3 separate regions of the Homo sapiens genome follow, and all the other regions are linked to region 2. Evidence: read pairs that join two places in POLR2A ChIA-PET (ENCODE). Cell type or tissue: HepG2. All regions are shown on one strand. Region 1 overlaps COG2 (component of oligomeric golgi complex 2). Region 2 holds the start of AGT (angiotensinogen). Region 3 overlaps FSAF1 (40S small subunit processome assembly factor 1).

Evidence for each region. Peaks named below come from ENCODE experiments on the same cell type or tissue, not always from the same donor. Only the 100,000 strongest peaks of a DNase experiment are listed, where the experiment ranks them.
Region 1: POLR2A ChIA-PET joins it to region 2 with 6 read pairs; 2 of 35 experiments call an interaction of 5 or more read pairs at or near these places.
Region 3: POLR2A ChIA-PET joins it to region 2 with 6 read pairs; 1 of 35 experiments calls an interaction of 5 or more read pairs at or near these places.

Annotation. Positions count from the first base shown.
Region 1 is chr1:230,656,082-230,660,081 of GRCh38, forward strand. COG2 (component of oligomeric golgi complex 2) reads left to right here. Exons shown (of 18, transcript NM_007357.3): 2 at 3,383-3,544. Among named protein-coding and RNA genes, the nearest start is that of COG2, 16 kb to the left of the region's middle. In HepG2, no CTCF peak of the experiment used is centred here; a DNase peak (open chromatin) is centred at 2,250.
Region 2 is chr1:230,712,355-230,716,354 of GRCh38, forward strand. It overlaps AGT (angiotensinogen), which reads right to left and starts at 1,768. Exons shown (of 5, transcript NM_001384479.1): 1 at 1,732-1,768. In HepG2, a CTCF peak has its summit at 3,351 (motif pointing right); DNase peaks (open chromatin) are centred at 1,967 and 3,357; H3K4me3 peaks cover 2,933 bases; H3K27me3 peaks cover 246 bases.
Region 3 is chr1:231,232,348-231,236,347 of GRCh38, forward strand. All of the region lies in intron 2 of FSAF1 (40S small subunit processome assembly factor 1), which reads right to left. Among named protein-coding and RNA genes, the nearest start is that of FSAF1, 6.8 kb to the right of the region's middle. In HepG2, no CTCF peak of the experiment used is centred here; DNase peaks (open chromatin) are centred at 924, 1,804 and 3,984.

The sequences.
Region 1 (4,000 bases), 56 kb before region 2:
AGGGTTTTTCGTGTCTCTATCTCCTTCAGTTCTGCTCTGATCTTAGTTATTTCTCGTCTTCTGCTAGCTTTTGAATTTGTCTGCTGTTGCTTCTCCAGTTCTTTTAATTTTGATGTTAGGGTGTCAGTTTTAGATCTTTCCTCCTTTCACTTGTGGGCATTTAGTGCTATAAAGTTCCCTCTACACACTCCTTTACATGTGTCCCGGAGATTCTGGTACGTTGTGTCTTCGTTCTCATTGGTTTCAAAGAACATCTTTATTTCTGCCTTCATTTCATTATTTACCCAGTAGTCATTCAGGAGCAGGTTGTTCGGTTTCTTAATCCTGAGTTCTAATTTGATTGCACTGTGGTTTGCGAGTCTGTTTATTATGATTTTCATTCTTTTGCATTTGCTGAGGAATGTTTTACTTCCAATTATGTGGCCAATTTTAGAATAAGTGCGATGCAGTGCTGAGAAGAATGTATATTCTGTTGATTTGGGGTGGAGAGTTCTGTAGATGTCTATTAGGTCCTCTTGGTCCAGAACTGAGTTCAAGTCCTGAATATCCTTGTTAATTTTCTGTCTTGTTGATCTGTCTAATATTGACAGTGGGGTGTTCAAATCTCCCACTATTATTGTGTGGGAGTCTAAGTCTCTTTGTAGGTCTCTAAGAACTTGCTTTATGGATCTGGGTGCTCCTGTATTGGGTGCATATATATTTAGGATAATTAGCTCTTGTTGCATTGATCCCTTTACCATTATGTAATGCCCTTCTTTGTTTTGATCTTTGTTGGTTTAAAGTCTGTGTTATCAGAGATTAGGATTGCAACTCCTGCTTCTTTTTGCTTTCCATTTGCTTGGTAAATATTCCTCCATCCCTTTATTTTGAGCCTATGTGTGTCTTTGCACGTGAGATGGGTCTCCTAAATACAGCACACTGATGGGTCTTGACTCTATCCAATTTGCCAGTCTGGGTCTTTTAACTGGGGCATTTAGTCTGTTTACACTTAAGGTTAATATTGTTATGTGGAATTTGACCCTATCCTTATGATGCTAGGTGGTCATTTTGCCTGTTAGTTGATGCAGTTTCTTCATAGTGTCAATGGTCTTTACAATTTGCAATGTTTTTGAAGTGGCTGACTAGTTTTTCCTTTCTACGTTTAGTGCTTCCTTCAGGAGCTCTTGTAAGGCAGACTTGGTGGTGACAAAATCTCTCAGCATTTGCCTGTCTGTAAAGGACTTTATTTCTCCTTTGCTTATGAAGCTTAGTTTGGCTGGATATGAAATTCTGGGTTGAAAATTGTTTTCTTAAAGAATATTTAATATTGGCCCCCAGTCTCTTCTGGCTTGTAGGGTTTCTGCTGAGAGATCCACTGTTATTCTGATGGGCTTCCCTTTGTGGGTAACCTGACCTTTCTCTCTGTCTGCCTTTAACATTTTTTCCTTCATTTTAGCCTTGGTGAATCTGATGATTATGTGTCTTGGGGTTGCTCTTCTCGAGGAGCATCTTTGTGGTGTTTTCTATGTTTCCTGAATTTGAATGTTGACCTGTCTTGCTAGGTTGGGGAAGTTCTCCCGGATAACATTCTGAATAGTGTTTTCGAACTTGGTTCCATTTTCCCCGTCACTTTCGGGTACACCAGTCGAACGCAGATTTGGTCTTTTCATCTAGTCCCATATTTCTTGAAGCTTTGTTCTTTCCTTTTTATTCTTTTTTCTCTAATCTTGTCTTCTCACTTCATTTCATTAAGTTGGTCTTCAGTCTCTGATATCCTTTCTTCCGCTTGATTGATTCGGCTATTGATACTTGTGTGTGCTCCACGAAGTTCTCATGCTGTGTTTTTCAGCTCCGTCAGGTCATTTATATTCTTCTCCAAACTGGTTATTCTAGTTAGCAATTCATCTAACCTTTTTTCAAGGTTCTTAGCTTCCTTACATTGGGTTAGAACATGCTCGTTTAGCTTGGAGGAGTTTGTTATTACCCACCTTCCAAAGCCTGCTTCTGTCAATTTGTCAAACTCATTCTCCGTCCAGTTTTGTTCCCTTGCTGGTGAGGAGTTGTGATCCTTTGGAGGTGAAGAGGCCTTCTGGTTTTTGGAATTTTCAGCATTTTTGTGCTGGTTTCTCCCCATCTTTGTGGATTAATCTACCTTTGGTCTTTGATGTTGGTGACCTTTGGATGGAGTCTTTGAGTGGACATGCTATTCCTTTCTGTTTGTTAGTTTTCTTTCTGACAGTCAGGCCCCTCTGCTGCAGGTCTGCTGGAATTTGTTGGAGGTCCACTCCAGACCCTGTTTGCCTGGATTTCATCAGTGGAGGCTGCAGAACAGCAAAGATTGCTGCCTGTTCTTTCCTCTGGAAGCTTCGTCCCAGAGGGGCACCTGCCAGATGCCAGCCAGAGCTCTCCTGTGTGAAGTGTCTCTCAGCCCATACTGGGAGGTGTCTCCCAGTCAGGATACACGGGGGTCAGGGACCCACTTGAGGAGGCAGTCTGACCCTTACCAGAGCTCATACACTGTGCTAGGAGGTCCGCTGCTCTCTCTAGAGCCATCAAGCAGTGACGTTTAAGTCTGCTGAAGCTGCACCCGCAGCCATCCCTTCCCCCAGGTGCTCTGTCCCACGGGGATGGGGGTTTTATCTATAAGACCCTGACTGGGGCTGCTGCCTTTTTTTTCAGAGATGCCCTGCCCAGAGAGGAGAAATCTGGTAGTCTGGCCACAGCGGCCTTGCTGAGCTGCAGTGCACTCCGCAAGCTCCTGAACATCTTGTTCAATAGAATACTCAACATCCATATAAAACATGAGTGCAAATTTACATGGATTATGAAAAGACATCCAAGTTGTATTGTTATATGGGGAAAAGCAGTTTACATAACAGCATGAATATTAAGATTCTGTGTGTGCATGTGACACATAGAAAAACATCTGGAAGGATGTGAATCACAATGTTAGGTAGAGAAAAAAATTAATAGATTAATAGTGCTTATCTCTACAGCATGAGAATTTCAGTGATTTTTTTTTTACTCTGATGGATATTTTTAATATAATTCTTTGTTGTTTGAAAGTTTTACATTGAACATTTGTTACTTTAAAATTAAGGGGAAACGTTTCTGTTTTGAGAAGAACCTGATTGAATTGTGTTGTTTTGAAAAAGAAGTTCACTTTTAGAATTTTAGGCAACAGAAGAGGATGTTCTCAGTCAGGGGCCACCCTTCTTGGCACCTTTATAAAGCGGACAAACACCTTCATACTGTCATGTATAAGCCAAGATACTTTCTTCCTGCAGCAGCATGGCCTTGTAAATGACGGGAATGGGCTTTCTTACTCTTTCTTCCATTTCATTTGTATATGTCACTGTGATATCATTGCTATAATTTTTTCTTCTCTGGTTTTATTTTTCAGGAAGATTTCGATGTCGATCATTTTGTGTCTGACTGTAGGAAGCGGGTCCAGCTGGAAGAACTGAGAGATGACCTGGAGCTCTACTATAAACTTCTTAAAACAGCCATGGTCGAACTCATCAACAAGGATTATGCAGATTTTGTCAATCTTTCAACAAACTTGGTAAACTTTAAATCCACGGTCCCATTTACATACATACAATTTCTTTCTCACTCATACTTATTCTTAGAAGTGTTGTGTGTTTTTAGAAACCTTTTAGTTGATGTCCTCACAGAAATTTGAAGAGATCCCTAATGTCATCAATAAAATAACCAAACTTTCTTGATATACAATTTTGCTTTTTTACTTAAGACTATTCTAAATTAAATATTTTTTTAATTTGATATTATTAGTGAAAAACAAAGGCTAGCAGTAGCAGACTGGTTGTTTTCATTAGCAGCTGATTACCATGAAATCTCTCTGGTTTAGACCAATTTGCAAGAGCAAATATCAACTGTTCTTAAGGAAGTGTTTAATTTACTTTCAGATACATACGCTAGCCACAGCTAGATTGAGAGAACATTGGCCAGTATTGATCTTTAGGAGGCTTGGTTTTATAAAATGTGAGAATAGTTTGTC
Region 2 (4,000 bases):
TCTGCTTCAGTCATTCAAATGCCAAATTCTGACCTCAGCTACCATCTCACCCCACTCCCCATGCATTTGACTCCATCCGCTGTTCTCAGGAAGAGCCACATGACATGGAAAAATGGAACAGAAAACTCTCTCTGCTGCTTGCAGGCCTTTCTGTGCAGAGAAGCCTAAGCCACCAGTTCACACCTAATCTAGACAGTCACATCAAATCAGGTCAACAGGGGAAACCTGTGGGAACCGACTGCTGGGAAGTCCTGCCTGACAAGCGCCAACTGTTCGGGGTTTGGATGGCGCTGGTCGATGCAGCCCGCTCACTGTGCTGCTCCTGCTCAGGCAGCGTCTCCAGAGACGCAATTCCATGGGCCATTTTTGAGGCAGAGACTGTCGTTTGTTCTCAGTTGTGATCTGCGGCTGCTCCCTAGGCTGGTTCCAGGTCTGCACGCAGCCGCGTCCTGGGAGTAATGGTGCTCTGGGGTGGCGGGCCTGACACCCTCGCCCTGAGTGCCCCTCCGCCTTCTCCTCTCCTGCCCCTGCCTCTTGGCCAGCACCTGCCCCTTCTATGTCTCCCTACTTCTCCCGGGCTGAATGCTAAAGGTGAAGATGACGGCTCATGCTCCTGTGGTGCCTGCCATTTGCAGGGCACTGTTCTCATATCAACCCCTCTGACCTCACCATAGTCCTCACCTTCCCTGAGGTTTCCCTGATGCAGTATTTCACCCTGCAGCTTTCCCCACCACACCGGGCACTCTCAACTCTCTCATCCAGCTCCCCTTTTCCCTCCTTATAACCCTCTGTACCATGTAGTTATGCACTTATTCTGTCCAGCGTCTTTGTCTGTTTGCTCTGATGTGAATGTGAGCCCCGGAACAGGGTTCCCGCTGTTGTGTTTACTAATACAGCCCACATTCCTAGGATAGTCCCTGGGACCTACTGCATCCTGGAGAAGTAGTTAATGAATTGGTTCATGCTGTTTTGCAGAGGAACAGAGAGGTCCAGTGACTTGTTCAACGTCACACAGCTGGGAAGAGACAGAACTAGGACTCAGAACCAGGCCCCCTGACTCTGTCATCCACGAGCTGAAGCACCAATCTACGCTGCCCTCGAATAAAATTGGAATCTGCCTTTTAGCTTATCCCAAAGCTTAGAAAGCACTTTCATGTTATATTAGTTCTCTTCAGCTATACCAGAGCCCCTGAGACAGGGAGCCCAGGCATCGTTATTAGTTCCATTTTATAGGTGAGCAAATCGAGGTTCAGGGAGATGGTGACCAGCCTGATGACACACAGTCAGGCAGTCTGTCTCGAGGGAGGGGTAGGGTGACCACTCTGGGGATCCCAGCTGGAGACTGACCGAGCCCGGCCCTTCCCTCCAGCCCCAATTCCTGCACAAGCCCTGCTATTCCTCCTGATGGCAAGAGGACCCGGTGGACTCTTGGCCATGATGACTCTGTTCCTGTACCAGTCTGCTCCGTTCCTGAGGACCCTAACTTTTCTCAGCGGAAGCAGGAAGACCTGACCATCTTGTCCTATTGCTGAGGAGGAGCAGCTCCTCCTGTAAGACCCCAGGTGGGCACCGAGTGGGGGAAAGCCCGCGTCCGGATGACTGGTCTTATGAGAGGGGAGAGGTTTTTCAGTCATCACCGTGCCTCCTCCCGGCCTTTTCCTCCTAGCCCACAGCTCAGTTACATCTGAGAGAGACAAGACCGAGAAGGAGCTGAGGGGGCCCCCGGCTTACCTTCTGCTGTAGTACCCAGAACAACGGCAGCTTCTTCCCCCGGCCGGGTCACGATGCCCTATTTATAGCTGAGGGGTGGGGATGGAGCTGTTCCCAGGCTGCCTGTGCACAGGCTGGAGAGGAGGGTTACATCACTTGGCCAGACCACAGGCTGGCCAGAAGGACAGATGCCAGAAGCGACACTCACGCTGGGACCTCTTCCAGGAAGTCTTAGTGATCGATGCAGAGTTTCACTGCTGAACAGAGTGAGCCGGTGCAGGGTCGAGTTACACATTTACCGAAGTTTGCAGGAGTCGGGGCCAAGGTTCCCAGAAACGGGAGCATCTCCCTAGGTGTGTGACAGCCTGAGGCCAACCACCCAGGCCTTCTGACCCAGCCCCGGGAGATGTACCCCCAAGAGGCCACAGGGACATGCAGGCCGGAGGTGCAGAGGGCAGAGGGCAGGGGAGAGTCTTGCTTAGGCAACACGGGGGCCACTTCTGACCCTGCTGCCCGCTCATGGGATGTGTGACCTTCAGCTGCTCCAAAGAGCCTACCCTGTGCAAAGGCCTCTAATAGACACTGGGGAAAACACACAAGCAAGTGAAAAGTGCCTTCTGGAAGTTTCCAGTGTAGCTGGGGAGACTGTTAAACACCAACAATAGCACAGCCAGATTGAAAGACACAAACAAAATGCCTTCAGGATGCAGGCATTGAAAGATGTGCTGTTCTGTGTTTATGCTGTACAAATTGCAAATGGTAAGTTTCACATGACCAGTAAAAGGGTTATAATTCTTATTTTCCTATAGGTAAGACTTGCTTTTGTAGTCATTATAACAGGGCATGACAGAGACCTTGGTGAGAGTCGCCAGAAGCCAGTGATCACAAGTGACGCAGTGGGTGAGGCAGGTTGGGAGTGGTGATGTGTCCAGCCTTAAATACATGGTATTAGGGCACTGAAGGGACAGGAAGGAAGATCCTGCTTCAACACAAGCAGGTTCAAGGAGCCACGGCATATCCACGATGGCAGACATGAAATTACCCAGGAATGGAACATTTAACAACAAAGAGCAGGAAGAGATGGTGCCTGGATATGAGGCAGAAGCTGTACATTCACTGACTGAACAATCAACAAACACACAAATACCTCTTTTTTACCCATTACTCTAAATCTTCATTTAAAAAAATCATATCTCACATGGGCCTGTAAATTCTGAAATACATTTTTTTAATTACTTTGTTCCTATAGATAGGGACTCCTCAAAAATCACTTGTCTGGGGCCCCACAGCGACTTAGAGGTGGCTTTGTCTGAACAGAACATTCGGGCCAGGTACAGTGCCTCGCATCTGTAATTCAAACACTTTTTGAGGCCAGGAGATGGAGGTTACAGTGAGCTATGATTGCACCACTGCACTCGAGCCTGGGCTACAGAGTAAGACTCTGTCTCTAAATAAATAGACAATTTTAATTTAATTTTTTTAAAATAAGAGACCATTCAAAGTGCTCCTGCCTGCGAATGGGTTAGTTGGAACAGTAGAGACTGGGGTCCTAGGCCTGGCTGTGCCACTAACTAGTTGTTTGAGGATCAGCAAGTGGTTTAACTGCAGTAACAAGTCCACCTGGACACAAGGGGGAGGTAAGGATCTAGCACTGATTAAGCAACAACCTTGTGCCCAGTGTTTAAATATTTCGGCTCTTTAAAGCCTCACAATTTGTTTCATTCACTCACTATTCCTGGTGCTCAGCATATGTCAGGGAACAAAACAAAGATCCTGGTCTTTGGGAGAGTTTCCACTGTGCCTGGGCCTCCTGCCTCGGGCCCTTGGAATGATCACTCCATTCAACAGCAAAGATAATAAACAACTGATCAGGTAACATGCTGGAAAGTGGTGTAAAAGAAAATAAAATTTCAGGACCCTCTAAATTTGGCCTCTAAGCAAGCCAAACTTCTCTTAATAATGACACGTTACTGGGGAGAACATAAGAAAATAATTTTGGTTAGATTGGACCCAATAAAGAATATCTGCTTAAACTTGTTGCAAGATTGGTTAAAAGCCCTTAATCCATGCCCAAGGCTGACTATCAGCTGGGGGATCTTCTACGTAAGGCTTTAAAGCTCATTAAAATCAATCAGAAAATTGCTAGAGAATTTTATTGAGAATGTAAATTATTCCCATAAGGAGCAGCCATTCAAACTGACTGCAGACATTTGACCCAGCTCAGATTCAGGCCAGTTTTCTTCCCAGTAGGCACCTTCTGTGTTCATTCCATCAGTGGAAGTTTCTTATG
Region 3 (4,000 bases), 520 kb after region 2:
AAAGAAACACGAGCAGAGGGGGTGTGTGCCTACTTCCACGTGGACCCCTTAAGAGCCCTTCATTAACTCCCCTTTCCTTCATTAAAGCAACTAACCACCCTCCAGATGGTGGCACCCCGTCATCCCGGGTCCCTAGGTGAGGATGGTGTGGCACAGGAGACCTGCCTCTGCAAATCCCGATGGCCATGTAACATGAGAAAAATTAATTTTTGTCTTTTAAACCACTGGGATGTAGGGACTATTTGTTATCAAATCACAGCCTAACCTATCGCAACTAATCTAGCCTTACTATCCCACACAAGGGAGAGGGATATGTATGGAGATTCTGAGAACTTATATGCTGGGCAGGGAAGAAGGAAGAAAAGCTAGAAAAAGAAAGAACAGTTTGGAAGAAAAGTGAGAGATGAAGGCAGGCAGTCCACCAGATTCAGCAAACCCGTCTATGGGGTGATTTAGGTATTTTCTCTTACGCGGCTTAGATTTTCTTTCTTTTTTAATCTATTAGTTGAAGTGCCCAACCAACCTGTCTCCAATTAGAGAGAGAGTAGCCCGGTAAACAAATGCTCTTTTAAAAATGCAGACGGCTGTATGAATATTAAGAAGTTTGTTCACACCTTGATGAGCCTAAATTACTTCAGCTAGATTACTTTCTTCCTAACACCCATCTGACACTGATCTACTCAGGAACAGGAAGTCTGGCGTAAAAGTAAGAAGAGGCACTGGAGCATGGAGGATTTCCGGGTGGAGTACCATGCAGTGGGCTACATCCACATTGCGGGGCAGTATGAGAGCTGCAAGAATTTGGGGAACGATCAAAGCTATTTGACTATAACTTGCAAGAAATGTCTCTGTCTGGCGATGGCTCAGAGTCAGTGTACTTGTGTCACTCAAAGGACAAAGAGCAGAGCCTAACCTCACCTATGCTCTCTCTAGTATAAAAGTTATGTACACAGTGTTGAAGCCAGAAAGCCTGGGGTCTGAACCCAACCTTTGGCACTTACTTCAGCTCCATAATCCTTTATCTGGCATCCTTAGGGTCAGGTTCCAGCTTTAAAATTCAGAAGTCTTTACATTTTAAAAAGGCAAAACTGAATATACTGAATATTACAGACCACTTCCAGTAGGGTCCAAGGCAGTAATCCATAATTAAACACATTAATATTTCTGTGGCAATATCTATGAATATTCACACCAAATGAGATGAACAAAAAATTTTTTTTTTTGAGACGGAGTCTTGCTCTGTTGCCCAGGCTGGAGTGTAGTGGCACAATCTCGACTCACTGCAAACTCCGCCTACCGGGTTCAAGCGATTCTCCTGCCTCAGCCTCCTGAGTAGCTGGAACTACAGGCGCATGCCACCACACCCGGCTAATTTTTGTATTTTTAGTAAAGACAGGATTTCACCATATTGGCCAGGCTGGTCTTGAACTCCTGACCTTGTGATCCGCCTGCCTCAGCCTCCCACAGTGCCGGGATTAAAGGCATGAGTCACCGTGCCCAGCCGAACAAAAATGATTTTTAAAAGCTTCATCAGGTTTTTCTGCCAAATAAATCTGCACCAATCTTAAAAGAAAAGGGATCAATCAAATTGTGGTTTCCAGAGCTCTGGGTGTTTGGAATTGCAGATATGGGGCTGTGAGGTTAATGTTTAACTACAGGCAAGTAACTTAACCTCTTGTAAGTCTCAAGCTTCTCTGTGAAATGAAGACAGGTGCCAGGAATTGTGAGGATTGAGACCATAAATGAGTTAATGAACATAAACAAACACTCTCAGTACACCCCCAATAAATATTAGCAATTCGCTATATGCTCAGGGGCGGCCTTCATGTACCTCAGTCTCAGGATGCAAAGGTCCCTTCTGATCTACAGAACACTATTCTATTATGTGTTTCTTATCTCTTTCTTATCTGAGGCCACAAAAGAGGCTAAGGTTCCTGAAACAGGGGCAGTGAATGATTCACGTTAAGATGGCCCAATGCTAGCTGTGGAGAAATGGCAGTGACACAGCTCTAAGGGCTGAGCAACACACAGGTGTGTTAAGCTACATCTGACGCTTTCATTGCTTAAAAGCATAAGAATTTTCTTCCTTACAGGCAGCCTTGCACTTATGAAAGAGTAGGTTTGCCCATTCATTTTTTTGAGATCACTAGTCCAGGCCACGCTATTTTGAACCTGGACCACTGCAACAAACCCCTACATCAGTCTCCTCATGCCTCTTGCTATTGCTCCCTTATAATCGATTCACCACATAGGAGCTACAGTGATCGTTTTAAAATTTAAATCAGATTACCTCATGCCCTTGCATGAAATTCTTTGGTGGCTTCTCATGTACTTAAGACTAAAGTCCCAAGGCTCACTACTGCCTATGAGACCTGGCAAGGGCTGGTCTCAGCCTGTCTCTCTTGTATTAGCACCAACCATTCTCCCTTCTGTCCTAGTCTTGCTAGACTTCTTCCAGCTCCTTGAACACACCAGGCCTCTTCATACCCCACAATGTTAGCAAGGCTGTTTTCTCCCTCCTTGGCTCACTCTTCCCTGCCCCATTCACCAGCACCATTTAATACAGCATTAGCCTGAATGTTACCTCCTGAGAGACCTCCCTGACCACTACATCTAGACCAGGTTCTGCATGGTACTCCAGGACCCTATTTGTTTATAATTCTTTCTAATTATATTGCTCAACTCCAAAGTAGATTGTACAGTATACTCCATAAAGGCAAAGCACTATTATCTTCTTCACTGCTCCATCTGCAAGGTCTGCAGACAGCAGGCACCCAGTGATTGGTGGAATAAATGGAGGAATGAATATGTGATCCCATACTATTTCCAGCCAAATTACTTGTATAGTCACTACATTAAAAATGGGACATGGGCCGGACGCAGTGGCTCACGTCTGTAATCCTAGCACTTTGGGAGGCCAAGGAGGGCAGATCACGAGGTCAAGATCGAGACCATCCTGGCCAACATGGTGAAACCCCATCTCTACTAAAAATACAAAAGTTAGCTGGGCATGGTTGTGTGCACCTGTAGTCCCAGCTACTCAGGAGGCTGAGGGAGGAGAATCGCTTGAACCCGGGAGGCGGAGGTTGTAGTGAGCTGAGATCAGGCCACTGCACTCCAGCCTGGTGACAGGGCAAGACTCCATCTCAAAAAAAAAAAAAGGGACATGATGGCTGGGCACAGTGGCTCTCACACCTGTAATCCCAGTGCTTTGGGAGGCTGCGGCAAAAGGACTTCTTGAGATCAGTGGTTCAAGACCAAGCCTGGGCAACAAAACAAGACCCCAACTCTACAAAAAATTTTAAAATGAGCCAGGCATAGTGGTGTGCCCTATAGTCTTAGCTACTTGGGAGGCTGAGGCAGGAGGATGGCTTGGGCCCAGGAATTGGAGGCTGCAGTGAGCTATGATCACACCACTGCATTCCAGCAGGAGTGACAGAGTGACACCCTGTCTCTAAACATAAAAAAATATATATAAATGGTGGCCAAGTTCCGAGATGACCCCATGAAAACCTGCTTCAATGCACGATGCAGCTTAATCATAGAATTTATAGCACAAGTTCTGGAAAAATAGGGTAATTTCCTGGGTCTAGGCAGGGCCAGCTGGATTGTTGTCCAACTCACCATCCCCTTCTTCCTTTCTCAAGCATTCTCTAAAAATGACCAGCTGATGCTATGATTGGTCATGGAGATTACCATTACCCATCATATATTTTTGCCACCCATGTCTGTTTAACTGTCCTACAATGGCTTAGAAGTTTTTAGAGAACAAGGGCACAACTATACTTTCCCATGTTACACAAACTCAGCACAGCTGGTGTATTCCAATTAGCACCAGTTGGCTGACTACCCTTTAACTTGGCATACCCAGGATATGCCATAAGAACTAGCATTATATTCATGTGTATTTATTTCCACACCGCAATGTCAACATTCTGAGGTCATTTTACAGGTGTATGTGTTTTTAATGTGTCCACATTCTGTTTCCTTAACCAGACAC